2 separate regions of the Homo sapiens genome follow, and region 2 is linked to region 1. The links are chromatin contacts, found by Hi-C or POLR2A ChIA-PET in ENCODE. All regions are on one chromosome and are shown on one strand. Each heading gives the region's core, a stretch centred on a gene start or an enhancer-like site at or near the end of the contact. The rest is flanking DNA. Distances are from core to core; before and after follow the strand shown.

Region 1 (4,523 bases), core at 1,943-4,442:
GGCATGCACCAACATGCCTCGCTAATTTTTGTTTGTTTGTTTGTTTGTTTTTTAGTAGAGATGGCATTTCACCATGTTGGCCAGGCTGGTCTCAAACTCCTGACCTCAAGTGATCCACCCACCTCCGCCTCCCAAAGTGCTGGGATTACAGGCATGAGCCACCACACCCGACCACAAATTCTCAGTTCACCAATAGAGAAACCAAGGCCCACTGGGCACAGTGGCTCACACATGTAATCCCAACAGTTTGAGAGGCCAAAGTGGGCAGCTCTCTTGAGCTGAGGAGTTCAAGACCAGCCTGAGCAACATGGTGGAACCCCCATCTCTACAAAAAATACAAAAAATTAGCCGGGCATGGTGGCACACACCTGTATTTCCAGCTACTCAGGAGGCTAAGGTAGGAGGATGGTTTGAGCCTGAGAGGCAGAAGGTTGCAGTGAGCCAGGATTGTGCCACTGCACTCCAGCCTGGACAACAGAGCTAGACCCTGTCTCAAAAAAAAAAAAAAAAAAGAAAAGAAAAAAAGCGAGAAACCAAGAACCAAGGCTGAGAGTTTTGAGGATTAAAACCATCCAGCTAAGTTAGTGGCAGAACCTAAACCTCTGGATGAGAAGGATCCAGACCCAGGGATTGGTAGAGCTCAGTCCTGATGGCTCTAGAGCCCATGTGCTCTCTGGATAAAGGTTGATGGAGAATGGTGGGATGTGGCTGGAAGAGATCCAGAGAGGCTTTTGATCCCACCTCAAAAGTGGGCTTAAAAGGACCCCTGTGCCCTGTGACTCTCCTTATTCTCCCAATCTCTCTTGACCAACTACAAAGACAAGAAGAGCTTGGCACCCGCCAAAAAGACATCTGAATCTTGCTCATTCTTGCAGCCAAGGGCTATTCCCCAGCAGCAAGCCACATTTCCTGCAGAATCATCCATTTCTTTCACCCTTGGCTACTGAGTTTTCCTTTCTTCTTTCTTTTTCTTTTTCTTTTTTTTTTTCCTTTGAGACGGAGTCTTGCTCTTGTTGCCCAGGCTAGAGTACAATGGCGCGATCTCGGCTCACCGCAACCTCCACCTCCCAGGTTCAAGTGATTCTCCTGCCTCAGCCTCCCAAGTAGCTGGGATTACAGGCATGCACCACCACACCCGGCTAATTTTGTATTTTTAGTAGAGATGGGTTTTCACCATGTTGATCAGGCTGGTCTCGAACTCCCAACCTCAGGTGATCTGCTTGCCTCAGCCTCCCAAAGTGCTGGGATTACAGGCGTGAGCCACCGCATCTGGCCCAGCTTTCCTTTTTCCTGTCCTTTCCTTCTGCCCCCCTTGCCTAAAGCTTTCCCTTTCGGAGCCCTGTCTCTTCCCCTCTCATTCATTCCTCTTGTTCCAGATCTCTGATCTTTATATACCTCCCCTTCTCCTTTCCCTCCTTCCCTCCCTCCATAAAGCAATAGCCTTGCTCTTTCCTCCCTAGATTGAAGGGCAGTAGTGTAGTAAAACAAATCGCTATCAACAAAAGTACATTTCCACAGTATTCATCCCCATGCCTCTGAGAAGATTTATCAGGGTCTCTCACCCTGCACTGTTATGTAAATATAATCTAACAGAAATATGATATCTAAGGAGTCTGAGGATAAAGTCTCCATAAAAACTATCAATTACTCACTGTGGCTTGGGTTTGGTTAACTCACTCACTGCCTTGCCTGGCTCCTGCCTTTCCCCATCTTGGGGGACAACTTGACAGGTGGTGACAGCTTATAAAAGATGCTTTCTGCTTCCTTGGGCCCTAGGAGGTCATCTGGAGGATCAAATGTTTGCAAAGTGCTTGAGAAATTATAAAGTGCTACATAATTCAAGGGTATCATTATTTCTATTGTCATGTGGGCTGTCTCTATGCCTCTTTGATTTGACAGATGTCTGCTCTGCCTGCAAGCCTCAGCTAACCCCATGCTTGGGTATCTATAGCCTCCTTTTGCCTGCCTGCACCTATAAGCATTACTATCTGATTTCCCTCTTTCTAGGTAGTCCCTGGGAACCCTGGAATCACATTGATGTCTGTTTGTCCTAATAGTTGAATAGGAAGATAAGCTGTTGATGGGGCTGAGAATCCTCTGAGTAGCCCTCCACATTTCCACCCCGGAGAGTGGGGCAGGTATAGAAAGGGACGGAGAACTAGAAGGGAGGCTAGAGTTGAAGCCAGACCCCAGAGCAGCTGTGCCAAGGGCCTCAAGATTGCATGTGCTGCCCTAGATTACTCAGGGGGCTGTGCTCAAAGAGGCCTACACTGCCCTCTGTTCCCAAGACAGGAAGAGGAGCCTGGCAGTTAAAGGCCCAGGATGTGAGTCCTGGGTTTAAGCCCCAGTTCTGCTACTTTTCTCTTTTTTTTTTTTTTGAGACGGAGTCTCGCTCTGTCACCCAGGCTGGAGTGCAGTGGCGAGATCTCGGCTCACTGCAAGCTCCGCCTCCCGGGTTCACGCCATTCTCCTGCCTCAGCCTCCTGAGTAGCTAGGACTACAGGCGCCCGCCACTGCGCCCGGCTAATTTTTTTGTATTTTTAGTAGAGACGGGGTTTCACCGTGTTAGCCAGGATGGTCTCGATCTCCTGACCTTGTGATCCGCCCATCTCGGCCTCCCAAAGTGCTGGGATTACAGGCGTGAGCCACCGCGCCCGGCCGAGCTCTTCTACTTTTCACATTTCCTCTCACTTTTCTTATTTGCCAGATGCCGGTGATAATGGTATCTGTATTAGAGTTGTTGTAAGGAATAAATGAGACAGACTTGTGAAGACCTTAGCATGGAGCAAAACCATTTTGTTGTTTTAAGCGTCAATCAGAATGCTTTCTAGATCATGTGCCTTGCCGGTCAAAGATCTGGCCATGAGGGTACAGAACTTGCCTGGTCACCTTTCCTAGGAAAGGGCCCTTAGATGTGGGTTGTGTCCATTCCCCCTTGGGATCAGGCTGCTTTAACCCAGCAGCCCCTAGGGGCTGCAGTTTAGGTACTGTAGGAGGCAATAGAAAGGCAAGAAGAGATTGGGGGAGGTGGGTGTCTCTTATGTAGAAATGTCAAGAGTCAGAGCTGAAAGTGAGGGAGGTGGCGGGGGTGGGGGGAGGAAGGAAGAATATAGGATGTCTCTAAGCTGCCAGAATCCGGATGGGGCTGCAACTCTGGGGCCCTGGCACTTCCTGCCACCCCCAGTCTTGGGAATGAGTCACTAGAGGGAGGAGTGCTGGAGCCATCATGCTCGGCCCACAGAGCATCGGGTTCTGTTCCCCAAAAGAGGACTGGTGGGAGGCAGAGGGAGATCCAGAGCTTAGGGGCCAAGGGGAGCTAGTCCAGGGGAGAGGGCAGGAATTCCTAGGGCTCAGTTCACCTATTGCAAGGCCAGGGAGGCAGGCCTTATCTTCTACCTCCTGTGCCAGCTTCATTCCCCATCCTGGCCATGAAAAATCAACCTACAATTTCTCTTCTGATTTCTGCCTCTGCCTGTCCTGAGTAAACTCTATCCAGTTTTCTCCAGAGAGGGCTGTTTCATATCCTTCTGGTTACCCATAGTAGGGGAGGGGACAAGGGTCTACTCTGCCCTTTTCCACCTGGCTGACTCTTAAAGTCTCCTCCCCTTTCAAAGCCTTTCTCTCTGCTTCTGAACAACCTGCCCATGACTCTGTTTTGGCCCTTAGCTTATTTATGGGGATTTTTATTCCAGAAATGCCTTATACCTCAGCCTTCCAGCTTCTTAGTCAGGGTCTTCCTTATGTCCTTAGAACACAGCCAAATGTTAGGCATAAATGTATGGATATAGCATTGGCCCACAAATATTGTTTTTTCTTCCTCACTCCTTTAATTGTTGGCATTCCTTGGCTCTTCTTTATAGTTTTCATTTACTGAGCACCTACTATGTGCCAGATGACTTTACATATTCATGTATTTAATCCTCAAAATGACCTAATACATATTTTACAGATGAGAAAACTGAGCTCAGTGAGGTTAAGTAACTTGTCCAAGGTTACATAGTCAGCAGGTGGCAGAAATGAGATTTGACAGCAAAGCCCTCACTTTTTTGTTTTGTTTTAAAAAGCTATTGGCTGGGCGCAGTGGCTCACACCTGTAATCCCAGCACTTTGGGAGGCCGAGGTGGGCGGATCACGAGATCAAGAGATTGAGACCATCCTGGCCAACATGGTGAAACCCCATCTCACTAAAAATACAAAAAAAGACCAGGCATGGTGGCTCACGCCTGTAATCCCAGCACTTTGGGAAGCTGAGATGGGTGGATCACAAGGTCAGGAGTTCAAGAACAGCCTGGCCAAGATGCTGAAACCCCGTCTCTACCAAAAATACAAAAATTAGCCAGGCATGGTGGCACGCGCCTGTAATCTCGGCTACTCGGGAGGCTGAGGCAGGAGAATCACTTGAACCCAGGTGGCAGAGGTTGCAGTGAACTGAGATGGAGCCACTGCACTCCAGCCTGGGCGACAGAGTAAGACTCCGTCTCAAACAACAACAACAACAACAACAAAATACAAAAATTAGCTGG
Region 2 (4,995 bases), core at 454-2,953, 47 kb before region 1:
TAAGTGCAAAGGAAGAAATACAAATTTAAAGCACTTCAACACACATCTGGCTAAATGATCTTTTCCAAATCTTACATAACCAAGAAACTTCATGCAGTATTTTAATGTTGTTTAATTTCGAGTTTGCAAAAACATTCTATTTAAGTGGAAAAGGCATCATCCAGAGCGTTTTTGCAACGAAAATGTCAAGCCTTTCTTGATTTTTAAAACAATACTGTGAAAAACGTCGATAGACTGCGTAGATGACTGAGCCATTAGTAAAGAAATGTTTTTAAAGGGAAATTTTAAACATTTATTAAAATAGCCTGAAACATCATTTTTGTCCGCATAGTCAACTGTTTAGATTTCCCTGGGAGAAAAATGTATTTTACCGACTATTCAGAAATCTTAAGCCAAGGTTTAAAACACAGAACGCAGTACCAATACAAAATCTCGTGACCCCTACCTACGAAATCAACGATTCTTCACATTATTCCAGCGCGCCCGAAAGACTAGCCATTTCAGAACCACCATAACCGTTCTAGAAATATCTGGCTAAAAAACTGTAACTGATCCAATAGGAATATTCCACAGAACAGGGCCACAGAGCAGGATAAACACCTAGGGGATATTCATCCACGGTAAATGCCGAACACAGAACATGGCACAGAGCTCGAAATGCAAAGAACGATGCGGCGACTACACCACGGTACTCCAAAACCCTTTGTCTGGAAACCGGAAGGTCCCACACCACACGATCCTCTCTGGAGGAACCTGGACTAATACTATTTTGATAAAGAGAAAAAGGATGTGAGGTGACTTGACTAAACAAGTGCAAATCACCCGCCTCGCACTGTACTGCAGGCGGCTTGTTCCACGACGCAGTACGAAAAACAAGCGTTAACGTTTCATTTTTCGGCCATTTTTACGCGATGGGGGGCGGGGAGGAATTGTTTCTGATGTCCAGCTAACGCCGCGCGCGCGCGCGCGTGTGGGCCGGGAGTCTTAGGGGGCGCTCTGAGGCGATGGGCAAGGAGCGGCGTGAAGGCCGAGACACCGGGAAAAGAAAGAAACGCTGCTCAAACAAGCAGGCTCTTCAGAGTCTGCGAAATCCTCCATTTTGGGGGAACATTTTCAGAGAAAAAAAGGCGAACGGGTTATTTGGCACTGGCGCTACCCAAGGACTTAGATATCTTAACCATCCTCCTCAAACGGCAAGCCCCCAGTGTACAGTCTGTCCCTCAGGCCTCGAGCGAGCTCCTCCCTCCCCCTCAGCGCCGCGGCCCGCGTGTAACGGGCTAGTCGTCCCGCCCCCGCCCACAACGAGCCCAGGACGCGCAGGAAGCTCGGCCGGTCAGCGCACCTCTTCACCCAAAATCTCCCGCCGCACCCTGGGCCCTTGGCCGGCCGCGTGTTTCCCTCCCGGACCGCTCACCTCCGCCGCCCTAGAAGGCTGGTTGCGCCGCCACTGCGCTCCTAACATGGCGGCCGCCGATCAGGCGGCTCACATACGCAACGCGGAGGGAGGCAGAGCGGGAGCGAGCAAGAAAGGCGCGCCGCCGGCTCCCCGCAGCCCCTGTCGCCGTCGTTGTCCCCTCCCGGCGGACACGGAGAACCCCCAGCCACCCGACCCCGACTCTTACCCGCTTCACGCCTACCTTAGGGAAAGGGAGAGGGAAAAGGAGAGGTACCTCTCTCCCAGCGAGCGGGACGCGGAGACTCCCACAATCCCCCGCAGCAACGGCGCTGGCGAGAAGCGGCGGCAGCGGCTGCAGCCCAAGAACAAACCCACTCTCGCGAGAGAGCTCGCCCCCACCCCCTCGATCTGGTTCGGCGCGCGCCAGGCCCCTCCCCCTACTCAGCGCGCGCACCTCGCTCGTGCACTCGCCTGCGGTCGTTGTTCTTTAATCCCGGAGATCCCTCTCCGTCATCCAGCTGAGGCGGGAAATGGAGGAACAGACGTGGCTTACGAGTTCGAGTCCCATTCCCGAAAAGGCTGTTTGTCAACCTCCTGAATAGCATAATACAAAGTTTAAATAGGGTATGCCTTAGAAGGGATTCGCGAGAGTCCCTGGCTTAGACTCGACTTTTATGCTCTCTGGTTGTTCTGTTTGCCAAGGAATGGTGGAAAGCGCCAGATATTGGGGCCACAAAGGGAAAACGATACCATTTTGGCTGGTTTTTATTTAGGTATGTTTATTTATTTATCATAAATAAACTGTGTTGCTCAGGTTGGAGTGCGCTGGCGTTATCATGGCTCATTGCAGCCTCGAACTCCTATCCTCAAGGGATCCTCCCACCTCAGCCTCCCCAGTAGCTGGGACTACAGGCTCGCACCACCATGGCCAGCTAACTTTTTTATTTTTATTTTTTCCGTAGAGATGGTGTCTCGTTATTTTGCCTAGGCTGGTCTGGAACTCCTTGGCTCAAGCAGTGCTCCCGCCTCCGCCTCTCAGCATTGGATTAAGGGCGTGAGCCTACACGCCCAGCCAGCTGTTTTTTTTGTTTTGTTTTTTGTTTTGAGACGGAGTCTCACTCTGTCACCCAGGCTGGAGTGCAGTGGCGCGATCTCGGCTCACTGCAAACTCCGCCTCCCGGGTTCACGCCATTCTCCTGCCTCAGCCTCCGGAGTAGCTGGGACTACAGGCGCCCGCCACGACGCCTGGCTAATTTCTTTTTGCATTTTTAATAGAGGCGGGGGTTTCACCGTGTTAGCCAGGATGCTCTCGATCTCCTGACCTTGTGATCCGCCCGCCTCGGCCTCCCAAAGTGGCCAGCTGGTTTTTAAAATCAGGAATTCTGTGCAGGAGGGTCGTTGAGGCGGAGGACCGCGAGCCTTTTCCTTCCTAAAGACCACCGCCGCCTTTTGGTGAATTTGACTGAATGCAATACACTCTTGGGACTGAGGTACTGGTTAGGTACCCGGGTTGGAGGGATTTGAGCTCCGGCCTTCAGAGGCTTAAGTAAATTGTTTGGAGACCTAATCTGGCTGCAACTCTCTCCCCAACCATCCTTGCAGAACTCCGCATCTGGAGAGTTGGGAATTTTCCAGCACAGTTAATGATTATAATATGGAGTGCTTTCTATAAGGTGGGCAATGCAATAAGCAGTTTACACATAACCCTACAATAACCTTGAGAGGCGGCTACTGTGGGATACCATTTGGTAGATCACAAAACTGAGACATTAAAAGGTTATGTGATTTGAGGCACGGTAGATCTCGCCTGTAATCCCACCACTTTTGGAGGCCTTGGCGGGTGGATCACTTGAGTTCAAGAGTTCCAGACCAGCCTGGGCATCGTGGCGAAACACCGTCTCTACTAAAATAATAATAATAACACAAAGTTAGCTGGGCGTGGTGGTGTACGCCTGTGGTCCCAGCTACTCACCTGGTACGGAGGACGGGGCTGAGGATCGTTTGAGCCGGAGGCGGAGGTTGCCGTGAGCCTAGTGCACCACTGCACACTCCAGCCTGGGCTACAGAGTCAGACATTGTCTCAAAAAAAAAAAAAAAAAAAAAAAAAAGGTTATGTAATTCAATAAAGTGAAAAAGCTGGTCAGTGGAGTCTTGATGCCTCAACGAAGCACTACCTGAAATGGCATAGCCATAAAAATGAAGTTACTTGGCCAGGCGCGGTGACTCATGCCTGTAATCCCAGCACTTTGGAAACCCGAGGCAGGTGGATCACTTGAGGTCGGGAGTTCGAGACTAGCCTGACCAACATGGAGAAACCCCGTCTCTACTCGAAATACAAAAATTAACCGGGCATGGTGGTGCATACCAGTAATCCCAGCTACTCGAGAGGCTGAGGCAGGAGAATCGCTTGAACCCGGGAGGCGGAGGTTGCGGTGAAGCCAAGGTCGCGCCATTGCACGCCAGCCTGGGCAACAAAAGCAAAACTCCGTTTCAAAAAAAAATGAAGTTACCATCTCAAGACAGGGTAAATTGTTTTATCTACAAAATAAGTAGTAAGCCACTGATTCACAATATTACTTTATCTCAATCTAATTTAGTCAGTGATACAAGAAATATTTCTTGAGTACCTACTGTGTCAATATATTAGGCCTCAGCCAAAGAGCAGGAAAGGAGACAAAGGCACTGCCCTCATGGAGCTTACACTTTATGCAGACATTAAACCAATAAATATGTATTTGAGACGAGTGAATAATCTGAGGGAATGAGGAGCTTTCCTGAGAAACTGAGGTTTGAGCTAATATCTGACGAGTAGGCAATTAACTAGGTGAAGGGAATAAAGCATCCCCAGGCAGAGGGATCAGAATGTGTGAAAACTCTGAGGTAGACTTTGGGAAACTGCAGAATTTTTGGTGTGTTGTTTATTTTTGGAGACAGGGTCTTGCTCTGTTGCTCAGGCTGGAGTGCAGTGGTGTGACCATGGCTCACTGCAACCTCTGCGTCCCGGGTTTAAGCAATCCTTCCGCCTCAGCCTCCTGTGCATAGACATTAAAAAGGGCTGGAGATGTAGGAAAGGGCCATTTCCCTGGGGTTACAAATTCAAATGCAGAATCTAAGATAAACTGGGTAATACAAGTCCTATTTAATACTATCCAACGCAAGTTCAGTTGGGGACACATGAATTTTAAGGTAAGGAGTGGTATATATGGGTCTTGAGCCCAGGGAAAGATTGTGGGTTAGTGACAAATTTACAAGTTAATGCCGTAAACGAAGTAACAGGAGTTGAAAAATAAACTTAAAGCCAGACACAGTGGTTCACACCTGTAATCCCAGCACTTTGGAAGGCTAAAGTGGGCCGATCGCTTGAGGCCAGAAAGTTCAAGACCATCATAGGCAACATGGTGAAACCATGTCTCTACAAAAAATACAAAAATTACCCAGGCGTGGTGGCATACGCACCTGTAGTCCCAGCTACTCCGGGGCAGGGGTAGACAGGGTCAGGGGTGGCTGATGTGGAAGGATCGACTGAGCCTGGGAGGGGGTGGCACTGCACTCCAGCTAGGCAACAGAGCAGGACCCTGTTAAAAAAAAAAAAAAAAAAA

Evidence for each region. A loop is a pair of places that touch in the nucleus more often than their neighbours do. ChIA-PET counts read pairs that join two places held with the same protein, here RNA polymerase II (POLR2A). Pooled maps may share reads with other maps.
Region 2: a pooled map shows a loop between it and region 1 (2.5-fold over the local background). The contact joins the promoter of MATR3 here to the enhancer-like site in region 1. A Hi-C loop is called at or near these places in 7 of 50 pooled maps. POLR2A ChIA-PET finds 5 or more read pairs at or near these places in 15 of 52 experiments (CD4-positive, alpha-beta T cell, CD4-positive, alpha-beta memory T cell, CD8-positive, alpha-beta memory T cell and 11 more).

What each region holds. Positions count from the first base shown.
Region 1 is chr5:139,245,164-139,249,686 of GRCh38, reverse strand. No RefSeq gene overlaps it. Among named protein-coding and RNA genes, the nearest start is that of SNHG4, 27 kb to the left of the region's middle. Within about 2 kb of position 3,192, at least 3 of the 41 ENCODE cell types and tissues checked have a DNase peak (open chromatin) inside an H3K27ac peak, as active enhancers do.
Region 2 is chr5:139,290,448-139,295,442 of GRCh38, reverse strand. MATR3 (matrin 3) reads right to left here and starts at 1,703. Exons shown (of 15, transcript NM_018834.6): 1 at 1,638-1,703. It overlaps LOC124901081 (a long non-coding RNA gene), which reads left to right and starts at 1,886. Exons shown (of 4, transcript XR_007058956.1): 1 at 1,886-2,169. RefSeq lists enhancers at 225-927, 928-1,631.